2 separate regions of the Mus musculus genome follow, and region 2 is linked to region 1. The links are chromatin loops, found by intact Hi-C in ENCODE. Cell type or tissue: left cerebral cortex. All regions are shown on one strand. Links, peaks and the distances in the headings refer to the core of each region. The heading gives the core; the rest is flanking DNA.

Region 1 (7,471 bases), core at 2,388-4,887:
GCGGGGGGTGGGGGGGTGTTCATCCCAGCACAAGAGTGAGGAGCAGAAAGAAATAGAGGGGAAAAGACAACTGGGAAACCAGTAATTCTGTTCAATTCAAACATATTTATGTTTTAATATCTTCATGCAGCTAGAAGCTGTCCTATTAAACCGAACAGATGAACTGCAGATTATGAAAGATATGTGATAGATCTGAAGTTAAATCATAAGGTATCATAGGGGGGATAACTTTTATTCAAATATTTTATTTCTCTGTGTCTAATTCACTTCAATAGGGAAATGGGTCAATACTCAGCAGAGATATCTGTAAAAAGGCAAGATTATTTTTCTTTGCATTTTATTATGTAACACGGCGAATAGGACAATTTAATTGGGGGGGGGGTGAAAACCTATGTTTTTCTCTGTTCAATTTTTGTCTTTTAGAGAAGTTGAAAGAGGCCCAAAGTGGTTCCAAAGTGTTTTCCTTTTTACATGACTAGATCTTTTTGTGCCCAAATTTCACACCAGGGTTCTCTAACATAATTTCAATCAACTGGATCATTTCTAGATATATATTCACCTTAAGAGGAAATAATAAATATATAAGTCTATGAAAACAGATTGGTGAAAGGGAAGTTGGCACCTGGTTGAAAAGAACAGTGAGTTCATCAGCTGAAATGTTTTTTTTCTGACCCCGCCTTATTGATAATTATTCAATTTTTTAAAAAATATTCTCACAACAAAGAAAAGGAAAAGACAACTCAAGAAACTACTAAATCCCTATCTAAGTTCACCAAAGGAAGAATGCTGGCCACCCTTTTCATCCTCATGTGCTCAGAAGACACCTGCCCATGTGACAGGCTGCCTCCATCCTGGCTTGGCCCACTTTAACATCGACGGAGGTAGGAGGTTGCAACAAAATAAAACAGCTGCGACAGGCATACAAAGGCCCCCTAAGTCATCTCCTTTAACTTCCTGTGTCCACGTCACAGATATCACAACTACAGAAAGAGGGCAGGGGTCTCCTTAGGGCTCCCCATCTGCCCAGACTCATTCCCAGGGCGGGTCTGCTAAGCCAAAGCAGTCAATGCCCATACATATCTAATTTTTGTAGGTTTAACTGATGAGCCAATAAAAGCATGGACAACCGTATATAGTTATACAGTTCTCGAAAAATGACAGGAGTGGAGTCAGATAATACTTAAATTCAATTACTTACCCTCTCCCCCCACCCCCACCCCCACCCCAGCCACCACCCCCACCACCAAATCCTCTCCAGGACAATCAGCCAATGTGAAAGACTTCACAGATCTCTTTAAAGCTGTTTCATTTGTTTTCTAGGTTTCTGTGCCATTAGTATTAACCGTCTCTCCAACCCTTGCTTGGCATTCCCGATTCTCCTTCCAGGCAAAGCTGAGAACTTCCTTTCCCTGTCTCCTTCCTAAGTATTCCCCCTCGGAATGTTCAGGTTCATTTCTTCTAGGTAACTTCTGTAGAGTGAACAGGGTGGTCCCATGGTTTTCTATACGATACTAGGATCCCTACTTGGCCTACACAGGTCCATGTGCCCACATCACTCTCTGTTCTCTTACCCACCTTCTTCCCTCCAGAGGAATAATTTTTACCTGGTTCATTTGGCCTATGGTGCTCTAATAAACAGTGAAGTTAATGTTACAAGAATGAGATATTAATGACATTACAGGAGTATTATGCTGAGCAATGACCACAGCGATATTCAGCTATCTATACTTCAGGGTACACTAGATTAGATGCTGACGCTAGAGAATGGCAATGCAGATGCATCCCGCTGAGGACCTTCCCACAAGGCCAGGTCCAAAGTGTGGTAGCACAGACACCTCGGGCAGCATGACAGGAAAGCTGAAAAGCTGAAATAAGGAAGTCCTAGGCCAGGATCCTTAGTAGCCAGAAGGGCTGGCACCTCCAGGAAAACAAAGGCTTGCCTGACACAGGAGAGCGACTTGCTCACCAGAGGCTGATGTTATCTCACGTGCCAGCAAATCTGCCTGAAAGGGAAAAGCAGCCAGGGCTGTTGCTGAGCCCTGACTTCTGTCAAAAAATGCCCTGGGTCCTCAGTAACTCAAACATTGCTCCCTGCCCCAAACAAAACTGTCCTTAGTGCATAACACTGTTTAACTGGCTGTCATTTATTTTCTCTGCATCCTCAACAGCCAAACATTTTTTACTATTATTATTCCCTTTAAGAAATCAATTCTTCGTGCACTTTGAACCTCACATGACCGGTTCTCTCCTCCTAAATCTTCAAATCAGCTACACACTATCTTCTCTTTTTAAATCTCCTTGTTTAATCCTCTTCGCATTGGCTGACCACCCTGGTCACAACTATGTCCAATTAAAGCAGTCATCACATGCCACGCTCCAGCTACTGCACTCATGAGGAGTCATTATTCACCATCTGAGTCTGACTGCGCCAGACATCAGTCAAGAGCTCGATAACCTTATTCCTGGATTCTTCCCCGCTTTATCCTCCCAGCTCAAGACCCGTCCTCCCAGTGAGACACTGTCAGGGCTAAATATAGCTCTACGCACACCAGCAGTTCCAGGCCATTGTCACATGGCGCTGCTGACGAAGGACTCCTTGGAGACGCGTTCACCCAAACATACATACACAAGTATGCGTGCATATTTATCCATATACACCATACGCCCCGAATCCATCTGCAAACGGGCACATTTACATTCACAAGAGAAAACTGCAGCCCAGATGCTCTCCTAGCGCCCTTTACCACGCTGTGCGAGAGAACACCTCGCCGCACTGTCAGTGCCTTAGCCACAGTGCTTCGCCTGAACTGAACCAATTTGGATGGGGTAAGGTGGCAAGGAATAGTCAAATCACACGCACACTCAGAGAGAGAGACAGAGAGACAGAGACAGAGCGATAGAGCGAGAGAGCGAGAGAGAACACCTCCGTTTCCGCGTTTGCCCTTTTCTCTAGTACAGTGCTGCTGAAGTTATTCCCGGGGCTCTCCAATAAAGAGGAGCCTCCCTCACGCACTCAGCCCACGAGGCTACCAGGTACCCCGGGCCACGTTATTATCACCCAGGCTAGTGTCCGAAGGCAACTCACCTGGGTCACAAAGCAAAACAAAAAACAGGCTACTTGTTCAAGTTTGCATACGAGCCTGGGGAACACACAAGTCCTGTTTCCCTGACTGTTCCTGGGAGTCAGACCTTAAATTATAAGGAAACTGCAGCAAAAAATAAACAACAGCCTGAACACTCTCAAGCACCCTAGGAAACTAGCCAAAAAGTACATGGAAACAACCCTAGGTATGCACAAGAAGCTGAGAGGGAAAGCAAAAAGGATGAACGAGACTCCAACTCAGACAAACCCTCAATATCTAAGATCTCCAAACAGAAGGCCTGGCCGGGGCGAGGCGCAGCACAGCGTCCCCAGATCCCCGGGTCCCCGGGTCGTCAGTGCTCAGCCCCGCACCTGTTGGGAGCGCGGCAGCCCGGGGCACGGAAGCAGCAGGCGCGAGAACTCCTAGTTCTGTGGCTCTGCCAATGCTCGCCAGCCGAGGATCTCCCGCCACGCCGGGGCGCACTGGACAGCCGGCGCCGTTCCGGAGCAGCGCCGGCGCAGCCCGCTCCCGCCATCCCGCCGCGGGGTCCCCTGGAGCACCTACCCGCACACAGCTCGGAGCCTCTGCCTCCTGGCTGCCGTACCGAGGCGCCCCAAAAGGCGAGCTCAGGACCGGGAAGGGTCGAACGCCAGAAGAAAGGGAAAACCCGCCGATCCAGTCGGGGTCCTTGTTTATACTGAAACTCCAGCCCGAGCCGCGCACACCCCCTTGCTGGGGAAATGCCCGCCTCCTGCCGCAGGCCACGCCCCCGCCCGCCGCAGGCCACGCCCATCCTGCGCTGGCCAATCGTGGCGCAGCTCTCCGCCCACGCCGCCCTGCAGCGGGCGCTCGGGGACTTGCCAGGGTTCCGCGGGTAGGGACTCCCGTGACGCTGCGGCCGTACCCACCCACGCTGCAGAGGCTGGCTTGCTGGCGCAGCGGGTCTCCGCAGCCTGGGCAGGGCCCACTCCGGCGCGCGTTTCCTCCTTCGTGTCGCTGCCCGCGGCTGTTTGTGCACTCATGTGTCGCCGAGTGTGTATTCATTTGCCTTGTGTGCTCTACCTGTAAATACCGGCTCGACTCGTTGTACAGTATCTATTATCATAATTATGAGCTGAAGGTTACTGTCCGTGTAACTTTCGGAGGAGATCTGAGAGGAACCACGAAGCACTTGCTGAGTGTTGGGTATTGTAATAAACGCTGGGGGCACACTGGTGGCCGCAACCGGCTGGTCCCAGAAGCTTACTGGCTCCTGGAGGGCAAACGCTAAATAAACTGCTATTCAATCCACATGTAAAATTACAGGTGTTAGAACTTTCGCAAAGGAAAGGAAGATACTCTAGTGTGTAAGGCTGGTCCTCGGTGAAGGTTGTTTTTATCATTGTAGACAGCTACTTAATTGAATCAGCCATTGAATACCTGATAACTATTTTAGAAAAGAAAAAAATAAATATAGAGGTAAGAACTCAATACTCTCCTACGCGTGATAGAAAGGTAAGGGAAGAAGTTGAAATAAAGATACCTTACCCATGGGGGGAAATGCACAAGATTTGGAGACTTTGCAGCTGTGACCCTGAGTATGAAAAGCAGGCTTTGTAAGCTTCCGTTCATACATAAACACTGTAGGACCATCCCATAGACTGTAATTGGCCTTATTAACATGGAGCAACACGGTTCCTCCTCTAAGGTCCCTGCATCTTCTCTCTGGGATGGAAAGAGCCTCTTTTAACCTAACGTTCATGTTCCTTGGCTGGTCTTGGCTGGTCCCTGTCTCTCTCATACTTCCTGCTTCACTATCCTACGCATATTCTACAGATGCTTCTCCTTAAGCCCCGCAGTTTATTCTAAAAACCCTGAGCCTTTTGTTTATCTCTGGTGTCTGTTCTGTGAAGGAGAATGGGTCCACACAAGGAGCCGACTTCCATCCTGAGTCAATTAACAAGTAGACCATATGACACTGGGCAAAGCACACTCTTCCTGCTCACATAGCAAGAAACTAAAAGGGCTGAACTAAACCAGTATTTCTTAGTAGTGCCACCAGAAAAGCCCTTTGTAACATCTGTGAGCTCTCAAGACTGCTGAGAAGGCAACCCAGACAGCTGCCTTTTTACTTCCTGAAGTCTTTGCTGCTAAGCAAAAGATGAAATGTTCACTTTAGAATCTAAAAATGTAAAGCAGATACCACTATGATATTGACACTGTTTTACCTTATTCTGGTTGGCCTTTCAGGGTCCTTCTAGCTCCAATGTGAAAACTATTAGTTGTGGATACACCTTAGGAGCCAGCATTCCTAACCATAGCCCTGTGTCTATCACACAGACACCTGTGAAACCCTCCTCAAGGCACTGTAGGCCTCTGAACCCCTGTATACTCACACGGTGAATGGAAAGAACTGAATTCGTCAACTTCTCACACACACACACACACACACACACACACACACACACACACACACACACACACACATGTGTTTAACATAAAAATGCAAATATTAGTAAACTCAACAGTCATGTTGAGGCAAATCAAGTCTTCAGAGTAGAATCCCATTCCAGCACTGAATGATAGTGACCTGTGTTGCACTTCCACCACACAGGGACTGTATAGCTATGTAAGGAAGGGTTGTTTGTCCTATGCCTCTTCTAATACTCAGGCGTGCAAAAGTGCAAATATCATCATGAATGGTACAAGTCCAACTTCCTTTCTTTTTTGGCACTTTCATTTCCAAAGAAAAATCCCAGCTTACATCATGCTATAGTCAGAGTATTTTTCAACCCACCTTTTCAGAACAATGATGCTATTGATTGACGGGTCCCATGAGTTATTTACGTAGATGTCAATGTGCAATCTCTACTGATATGTTTTCTTCAGCTTGTGATGTTATAAATAGTTCACTTTGTTTTATTTATTATTGTTGTGTGTGTGCATAATGTGTGTGTGAGAGCCATTGTCTGTGCACGTACACACATACACGCACACGCACACGTGCACACGCACACTTACGCATGCACACACTACAGCATGGGTGTGGAAGCCTGAAGACAACTTTTGGAAGTTCCGCTCTGAGTTCCAGGAATGGAACACAAGGGTCAGGTTTCCATAGCAAGTGCTTTTAACTGCTGAGTCATCATGGTGACCCAACATACATGTTTTTAGCTTTCTTTCTTCTCTCTTTTAGATTTATTTACGTGTGTGTGTGTGTGTGTGTGTGTGTGTGTGTGTACATGAGTATGGGTCCCTGCAAAGACCAAAAAGACTCCATGCCCTGGAGCTAGTATTACAGGGCTGTGAGCAGTAAGCGGCCTGATGTGGCTGATGGAATTTAAACTCCTGTCCTTTGCAAAATCAACAATCTCTCTTAAACACGGAGCCATCTCTCCAGCCTTCTGTTTTTTGATAATCTATCCATGTTAGCATATATCGCTGTCATCAACACATTCTTACCCACTGTTGAATGGTTTACCATATCTGTGCTACATCTGATTGTGTTATGTTTAATCAATAACAAAGCCACAAGAGGCAGGTACCATTACTTACACTGTGACAAGAAGGAATGAGGCTCAGGACAATAAAGAAGCCACATATCCCGAATCCAGGGCTCTCATTCTTCCAGTTCCAGTAAGGCACTAATCACTCATGCGAGTTTGCGAAGGATGTTTAAAAGTCTAAGATGTGCATTTAAGTTAGAAACAAGCTGTTTTCTCACAATGCAATTATTATTATTAGCCTAAAATAGATGCAAGTTTAATTCCATTAGTTACAACTTGCTATCTCATTTAGGCCTCTGAACCTTAAGTGAAAATGAAAACAGAACCATGTTCAAATATCAAACCTCCTGAGGTAAAAGAAAATGAGGTGCCAGAAACACCACTCAAGATCAAAGAAGAAAAGGAGTAAGGGCGCGTATCATAAAGTCGGTACAGTGGAAATGCTGCAGGTATCTGAATCAGACGAGCAGCTCTTGCTTGGAATTCTCTTTTTTTGTTTATTTTTGAGAATTTCATAAGTTAGTATACTGCATTTATATTATTTCCACTTATCCTGCTTCCTTTTCCAACTCCTCCTGACCCCCCAGCCTGTGTTCGTGACCTTGTCTATTATTATTGAAGCATTATTATATTATACACAGAGAGGGAGAGAGCAACAATCTGTAGAGTCCAATTAGTGTCCACATGCGAGTGTTCACAGCTAACCCCTCAGGACTGAGAAACCTAAGCCTAACCTCCTTCCCTAGCCACTCATAGACTGCCTGTAGCTTTTCTTCTAGACTGAGACCTTGTGACATTTTTCTCATCCATGTTAACACATTCATTTGTATGGTCTCGTGTGGGTCGCCATAGTGTTGAGAGTGCATGAGTGCAGGCTTCCTGTTGTGTAGAAGGCAGTGTTTC
Region 2 (7,471 bases), core at 2,760-5,259, 340 kb after region 1:
AGACTTAAAGAAAGATAAAATTGATAAGATTGTACCTGTATCACAGTGCTTATTAACTAGTTTGAATGATAAAATCTGTTATCTACTATTTTAAGAGAAATTGGCTTTCTGATACAGGGGAGAGAATTTAGAACTGGAAAAAAATTAAAGTGCTAAGAAATACTTATCGAACATAAACTAAGTAAGATGAAAATGGAAACCTAGAAAGAGGAAATCTAAATTGGAAGTAAATGATTAAATATGTGTGCACTTAAAAGGGCGCTGATCTATTCAACGCAGGAAGCAACAAGTAGCGCTTACTAGAAGGATCTGAGGAAGGCGCTGTCCAGTGTCCATACTCCCACTGACTTCAAGAGAGTTTTGACCTGGGTAATGGCGCTGTCCAGCTTCCGTACTCAGCTGACTTTACAGAATTCGCTCTCCTGCTGGGATCCCCCACCCCTTGTATTCCATCAGGGAGAAACCCAGACGTTTCAGTTACATTTTTGAGTGAAGGAATTTTTTTTCCCAGTTCAAGCTTTCCAGTTTGGTTACATAGATTTATTTTTTATATATATAGGACAAGAAACATACTGAAAGGAAAGATTAATGACTGGTAATTTCACTCTTGAGGAATTCTTGAAAGACAATAGCATTCAATTATAGATAGATAGATAGATAGATAGATAGATAGATAGATAGATAGATAGATAGATAGATAGATGGATGATAGGCAGATGATAGATAGATTATAGACAGAGAGGTGATAGATGGATGATAGATAGATAGGTGATATATGATAGATAGATGATAGACAGATGATAGATAAATAGATGATAGACAAATCATAGATACATAGATAGATGATAGGCAGATGATAGATAGATTATAGACAGAGAGGTGATGATATCTATGTGGATGATTGATAGATAGATGATAGACAGATGATAGATGATAGACAGATGATAGATAGATAGATAGATAGATAGATAGATAGATAGATAGATAGATAGATAGATAGGTGATAGAAGATAAACAGATGATAGGTAGATAAAAAGATAGATAGATAGATAGATAGATAGATAGATAGATAGATAGATAGATAGATAAATAGCTTAGAATAAATGAAAAGTTGAGTAAAAAACAGGACTTTAGTATTCTCCAAAAAATCCTACAGTTGGATTTGTAGTGTAGACAACTTGCAGTGTCATTGTCAGACTCTGGGCCAGTTTGTTTGTGGGAGCTGGCCAGGAGAGTCTTCTCTCATGCCAAGATTCTCTGGCCAAATGTCAGTGTGGGGACACTCTTATGAGTTAGGAATCTCTAGATAATTCACCAGCAGTCCAGAAGCCCCATGTTCAATCAGAATGTCTCATCTCTGTTCCATACCAACACAGAGCCTGGCTCACTTGTCTTCTGGCAGGTTCCCATCCTAAAAGTCTGAGTGACCATGACCTCCATCCTCAGTAGAGCCACAGGTCCCAAGACCAAGCTAAGGCTTGAGTTTATTCCACCGATGAGCGTATGTCTATCTGCACAGCAGCTCAGAAATCTGGCCAAATAAGCTGGCAGTCTGAACCCTGGCTTTCAGAAGATGAGAAAATCATAGAGTCAGTTTTAGCAGTCCGCCAAGACAAGTTGGTCTGTCTCCCAATTTTTAAACTCAGATTGAAAACAGACTTGGCTCACTTCCCAGCCTTTGATAATTCAACACTGCACGTTGATGAGTACTTAACAAATGAACAGAAGGAAGCAAAAGGCTATCATCTTCCAGGTAGACTCTCAGAAACTGCCCATCCACATGCCGTGGAACAGGTCTTCCTCAGGCAGATTAAATGCGTCCGAGCAGTTCAGGATGCAGTTTTGCTTTGTTTAACTCAAGAATCTAAATGAATCCCCTCCCTCCAGAGATTTCCTCGTCGTATTTGGAACAACATTTTCATAGATGAGTAGTCAAAAAAAAATCTTAATGTGTTGATTGACAAGTAAACAAATGTTAGCTTCTAGAAAGAACCCAGTGCTCCCTCCTGTCCTCCCCCCCCCCCACACACACACACCTTTGAAAGGAACATGCCACGGGGACAACAGTCCTCGAGGAAAAAGAGCCATGAAGCTTAGGGTGTGTCTTCAGTCTGTGACTTGGACCTACTTTGTACACGATCTCTCTTCGGTTCTTATCCAGAAGACCTTCGCCAAAAACCCAAAACAAAAGCAAAGAGGACATGCTTTTTGCCATGCTATCTACGTGTGAATCTCTTTATAGCCCCTCGGTCTGAGGGAGATAGCTCATAGGAGGCTGACAGAGCTCAGAGCTGGAGAGGTGGCTCAGTTGGTGAAAAGCTTGATCCCCAGCATCCATGTAAAAGCTGAGTGTGGCGATGCATATCGGTCACCCCAGAGCTGGAGAGAAGCCAAGTGGAGCCTGGGGCTTCACTGGCCAGCCAGGCTTGCTGAGATGATGAATGCCAGGTTCAACGGGAGATCCTATCTCAAAACCCAAGGTAAAGAACAACAGCGAAAATACCTGATATTAACCTCTGGCTTCCAGAGACACACTAATGAACTAGTATGCCCATATTCATCCACACACACACACACACACACAGAGAGAGAGAGAGAGAGATTGAGAGAGAGAGACACGGACACGGACACGGACACAGACACAGACAGACAGAGAGACAGAGACAGACAGACAGAGAACTTAGATGCTTGACCTGACTAACACATAAACATATACATTATAATAAGAACTGCTTTCACTAAATGAGACTATCCCATACATCTAAAGGCTTCAGAATAGAAAAGAAAGATGAGAGAAGGCCAACCACTTCTTCTCGGAGACATCACTCAGTCTCTGAACGAGCAGCAGTTGAAGCTCATCCACATGCTCAGGTGGATGTGGGTACCCATGGTTACCATCTGATAGTCAAGCACTCACATCACCTACATCCCAACTGACCTTACCATAAGCAGGAACAGAACTGATGATATTCACCATCCTAAGAAACCCCCAACCTCACCTATGGTTAGAACCTTGCTACATACTACTACTGTTCTCGCTGTATTAGTCAGTTGCCAGTTGCTATAACGAAGTAACTGATACAGTGAAGTTATAAAGAAAAGGGTTAATTTTGGAGCTCATAGTCTTAGAAGTTCAAGCTTCAGATCAGACAAACCTACTGCTCTGGACTCTGATAGGTTCCCAGGATGACAACAGGAAGCGAGTAGGAGATAAACTGCTCATCTCATAGCCAAGGAGCCAATGGGAGTGTGGAAAAGCTAAGGTCCCTCCCACACTACCTCCAAGAATATAACCCCAACATGGCAAATGTCTTACCAATAAGACATCTCCTCCACCCTAGAACCACCCTTAACATCTAAAGTATAGATTGTCTCAGATTATTTCTTCTATTTCCATACCAAGTTAAAAAAAGAAGAAGTGAGGGCCTCAAGTAGCAGCAACCCCTGATTTTCTTTACCTCTGACAGTGGTTTTAACTGACCAGTGCAGATGCAGATGCTTGGAGCCAACCAATCAGACTGAGCTCAGGGAACCTGGTGAGGGAGCTGGCAGAAGTACTGGAGGAGCAAAGGGGGAATGCAACCCCAATAGAAGAACAACACAGACTGACCTGACCAGGTCTCCCAGAGTCTCGACCACCAACCAAGGAGTGTACCTGGAGGGATCCATGGCTTCAGATACATTTGTAGCAGAGAATGGCCTTGCCTGACAGCAATGGGAGGGGAGTCCCTTGGTCCTGGGGACGTTTGATTCCCGAGCATAGGGGGATGTTGGAGTGGTAGGGCAGGAAAGTGTGGGTGGGTGGGAGAGCGCCCTCACACAGGCAAAAGGAAGGGGGGAGGACAGATGTTGGATGGGAGGTTGGTGGAGGGGTAACTGGGAAGTGGGATATCATTTAAGATGTAAACAAATGGAATGATTAATAAATGAATGAATGAATGAATTCATTTAGTTTGCCTCAGTTTCAACAACAAGCTGTCTAAAGTAGATACATTTTACTATCTGCTAAGGTGGAAAACTTATATAATAACCCAAGCTTACATAACCAGCAATCCTAGAACTGCGGTTCAAGCCAGGCAGTGTGTATGGGGTGTCCATGTTCTGCTGAGTCAGGCTTTACCTTCATGCAACAACTTCACACAGCTCATGTACACACAGAAACCTGGAATAACAACACGCAAAGGCTTGCTTGAGCCATTGTCATCAATACATGCGTGCATGGATAAAAAGAAATCTCTCGTCCGTATTCTGCAAACTGAAGGTTGATTTCACACAGCCAGAGGAGTTTTATTCTGGAAACTATGGAGAAGGAAAGAAAACCGGGAGACCCAGCTTAGCTTTCAGAAGGAGAAAAGAAAGCCTCAAATGCTGGTGAGAAAAATGCAAAGATTAAAGAAAATTTTGTTCATTTTGACACCAAATTATGCAAATCATATGCAAACTATGCAAATCTGCATGAAGATAGGGAGAAAAACCCTGTTTATTTCTTTCGTTAAGCCTTTCTATAAACCCTTTCTGAAGTGAACAGTGAGGGTGCTGTCTATGAATTTCAGAGAGAATCATTTTCTAGGTGCAGTGAAATCTCATCCATAGAAAACTGAATTAACCATGTATTTTTTTTAAATGTAGGTAGTGTAGGAAATTCTATAATCTTTTTATCATTGTGGTTGATCAAAATTGGTTTTCAAGTATCTTCAGGGTCTCTCTTGACTCCTGGGTCTCCAACCTTCACACAGTACAGCATCTGCCTTTTGTATCAGTACCAAAAGGTATGCTAGCATTGACATCAAAAGCCAACTGTTTTACATCAGGTTTGGCATCAGAAAAGTAAAAAAATACAGTCTGACCATGAGAATATCTATTATATTTGTTACCCATAATTTATTTTTATTAGTTTGCTACTAATTAATATTAAGTATCTGTAATATATGTTAATAAACTGGATTATAGCAGACCATATTAAGAACGGGATAAAAATTTCCATGTGTTTGATACTCTGAGCTCATCTGTTCTGGCTTCTTAACAGGTAACAGTCTTTTGAAATGGTATTATTCATTCTGACATTAGATGAAAAGATCCACCCTTCAGACAACCCCAGGACTTAACCACATATCTTATTACTTCTTCTGCAGCATCGATAAATCTCAAGATAAATGGAAAATAATTTCTAAAGTTTGGAATAAATAGAAACATGGATGCCTAGAAAACGTGAAGTACATGAAGAGAGCCAATTAAAACAGCCTAGAAATATGTCCTCCATCCATAAAGGGCAGCAGAGACACCAGATACATGCTGTCTGTCTTTAAGCTTCTCAAGTTTTAAACTCAAAAGTTAAAGGTAATTAAGTTAAATTTAAGCTAATGAAAGCTCAAACCCAGGATACAAAATTTCAGATCTGTCATAGCACAGAGTGTCAGAGGGTCCCTCAAGAGACCAAGCAATTCAAACTATGAACCTGTGAACCCATCTCATTCCTAGGGAATATAATATGCCCTGTCCTATCTGGGAGTAGAAGGCAAGAAAATAACATCCTGTTTGCCAAGACCACAAAATATCATAGCTATCAGGGACCGCAGTTGGCTTCCTGGTCTCCAAAACAGCAGAAAACAACAGGCAGAGAATTCAAAAGGCTGTCAGTCATCCACTTACTTATTGGCAGCAGAGTGGATCTCAGCCTGATGCCCTATCTTCTACCTAAGGATTTCAGTTAACTCTACTTTCTTCCACCAAAGTTATAAAGACCTGGCTGCCAACCATGTATTCCCTTACAATCAAGAAGTGATATCTGCTTGTGAGTTGCTTTCAGAGCAATCTTTCTAAATCTAATGTTATTCATGTCACCTGAAAATACCTCTTCCTCCTACACAGGTAAAATGCAAAGTTCTTTGACAACTACATTTTCAAGATGAGCTCCACAGCCTCCTGTAACAGAAACACCCAAGGATCAATTGAGCCTTAGAGTGCCGGCCATGCACACGTGAGGAACTGAGTTCTAATCTCTAGCATATGGGTAAAAATCTAGGGCACTGTCCTGGAAATAGAGAGAGGATTCCTGGGGCTTTCGATAACCAGTCCATGTAATCAGTGGGCCCAAGGTTCAGTGAGAGCCCTTCTCAAAACCTGATGTGAGGTTGGTTGAGAAACGCACCTGGCACCAACATCTGGCCTCTGTATACACACAACATATACACACACAAATATAAATCCTTCTAAAGACATCCAAACTTTCCACATGGAATTAAGCATGATCTTTCCTTTGCCTCCAGCATCCCTGTTGTTGGACTAATCCCATGCTTAGCTATGGTCTGTTTCTCTCCCTTAGAGTACGATGCCTCACAGGGATTGTGCATACCCCTTACACTGTATGAGTGTGTGTATATCTGTGTGTGCATTTGTGTGTCTTCACATGTGCCTATGTGCATGTGTGCATCTGTGTGTATATTCATGTGCATTCCTGTGAATGCACAAGTGCATATGTGTGTGCATGTGCATATGTGCCTGTGTGTGCAAATGGGCATGCATGAGTATGGCCTCAGAGTAGATCATGCTATTCTGGGCGGACAGAGTCCTAGTAATTCACTGGCCTCCACCTCCCCAACCCTGGAATCACAAGTGCGTGCCACTGTACCCAACTTTTTGCCCTGCATTCTGGAGATGGAGCTTGGGTCCTCAGGCTTGCACATCAAGCACTGTACCAACAGAGCCACCTCTCCATCCCGCTACCCTTTCATCTTCACGTCCCAACTTTGAGAAATACTTAATAAATATTTATTGGGTTAAATGAATGGGATGGAATCTTACATAGGTGGAATTACTTCTGACTGTTTTGTGTCAGGGAGCTCTAGTTCAAAATATGGTTGACAGCTACCAAGGGAAATGTGGACACTGAAGATTAATGCAATTATTATTGCTACAAATTTGCAAGAAAAAAAAGGACTTAAAGTCAGATTTGGGGGAGAGGAGGGAATTGCAACCCAGAGAATAGGCCACACACAATGCGCATTGATCTAAGCAGGGTTTTCAAAGAAAAGCTCTGTTGAAACAGGTGACCTTTATTACCACTTCGCTTTAATTGCAAATACTTTTAGTACCTGATGCCTATTAATTTGTCAGCCATGCCCGGAGCCAGAGCCAAGAAACCACAACAAAAGAAAAATAAACCTTTTAATGCAGGCCATAAAAGACCTGACTCTGGGTAACAATTACCCTGAGTAATGCAGAAGCAGTAAGTAGCCAGTATAGTGCGCTAAATAAATTTCATTCTTAATTATAGAAAATAAGGAAGACAAAATAAAAATGCCATCATTCACTGTAATTTGTAGGTGTCTGGAGCGTTGTCGGGATTGCTTCATTTTATTTTATGGAGCAGACAATTCAGCGTCTCTGGGCAGCCACACCTGCTGACATGGCCTTTGCCTCTGTGTTCAGAGCAATCTGTGTCATCTAGGAGCAGAGAACCCAGACAGGCCTA

What was found. A loop is a pair of places that touch in the nucleus more often than their neighbours do. Peaks named below come from ENCODE experiments on the same cell type or tissue, not always from the same donor. Only the 100,000 strongest peaks of a DNase experiment are listed, where the experiment ranks them.
Region 2: it touches region 1 in a loop (2.4-fold over the local background); 34 of 42 quality-filtered maps call a loop at or near these places.

What each region holds. Positions count from the first base shown.
Region 1 is chr5:99,249,067-99,256,537 of GRCm38, forward strand. It overlaps Rasgef1b (RasGEF domain family, member 1B), which reads right to left and starts at 3,861. Exons shown (of 14, transcript NM_181318.4): 1 at 3,648-3,861. In left cerebral cortex, for the core only: CTCF peaks have their summits at 3,635 and 3,846; DNase peaks (open chromatin) are centred at 2,571 and 3,915; H3K4me3 peaks cover 2,198 bases; H3K27ac peaks cover 2,001 bases.
Region 2 is chr5:99,584,108-99,591,578 of GRCm38, forward strand. The region is part of intron 1 of A930011G23Rik (RIKEN cDNA A930011G23 gene); the gene reads right to left. Among named protein-coding and RNA genes, the nearest start is that of 4930405H06Rik, 26 kb to the right of the region's middle. In left cerebral cortex, for the core only: no CTCF peak of the experiment used is centred there; a DNase peak (open chromatin) is centred at 4,107; H3K27ac peaks cover 1,502 bases.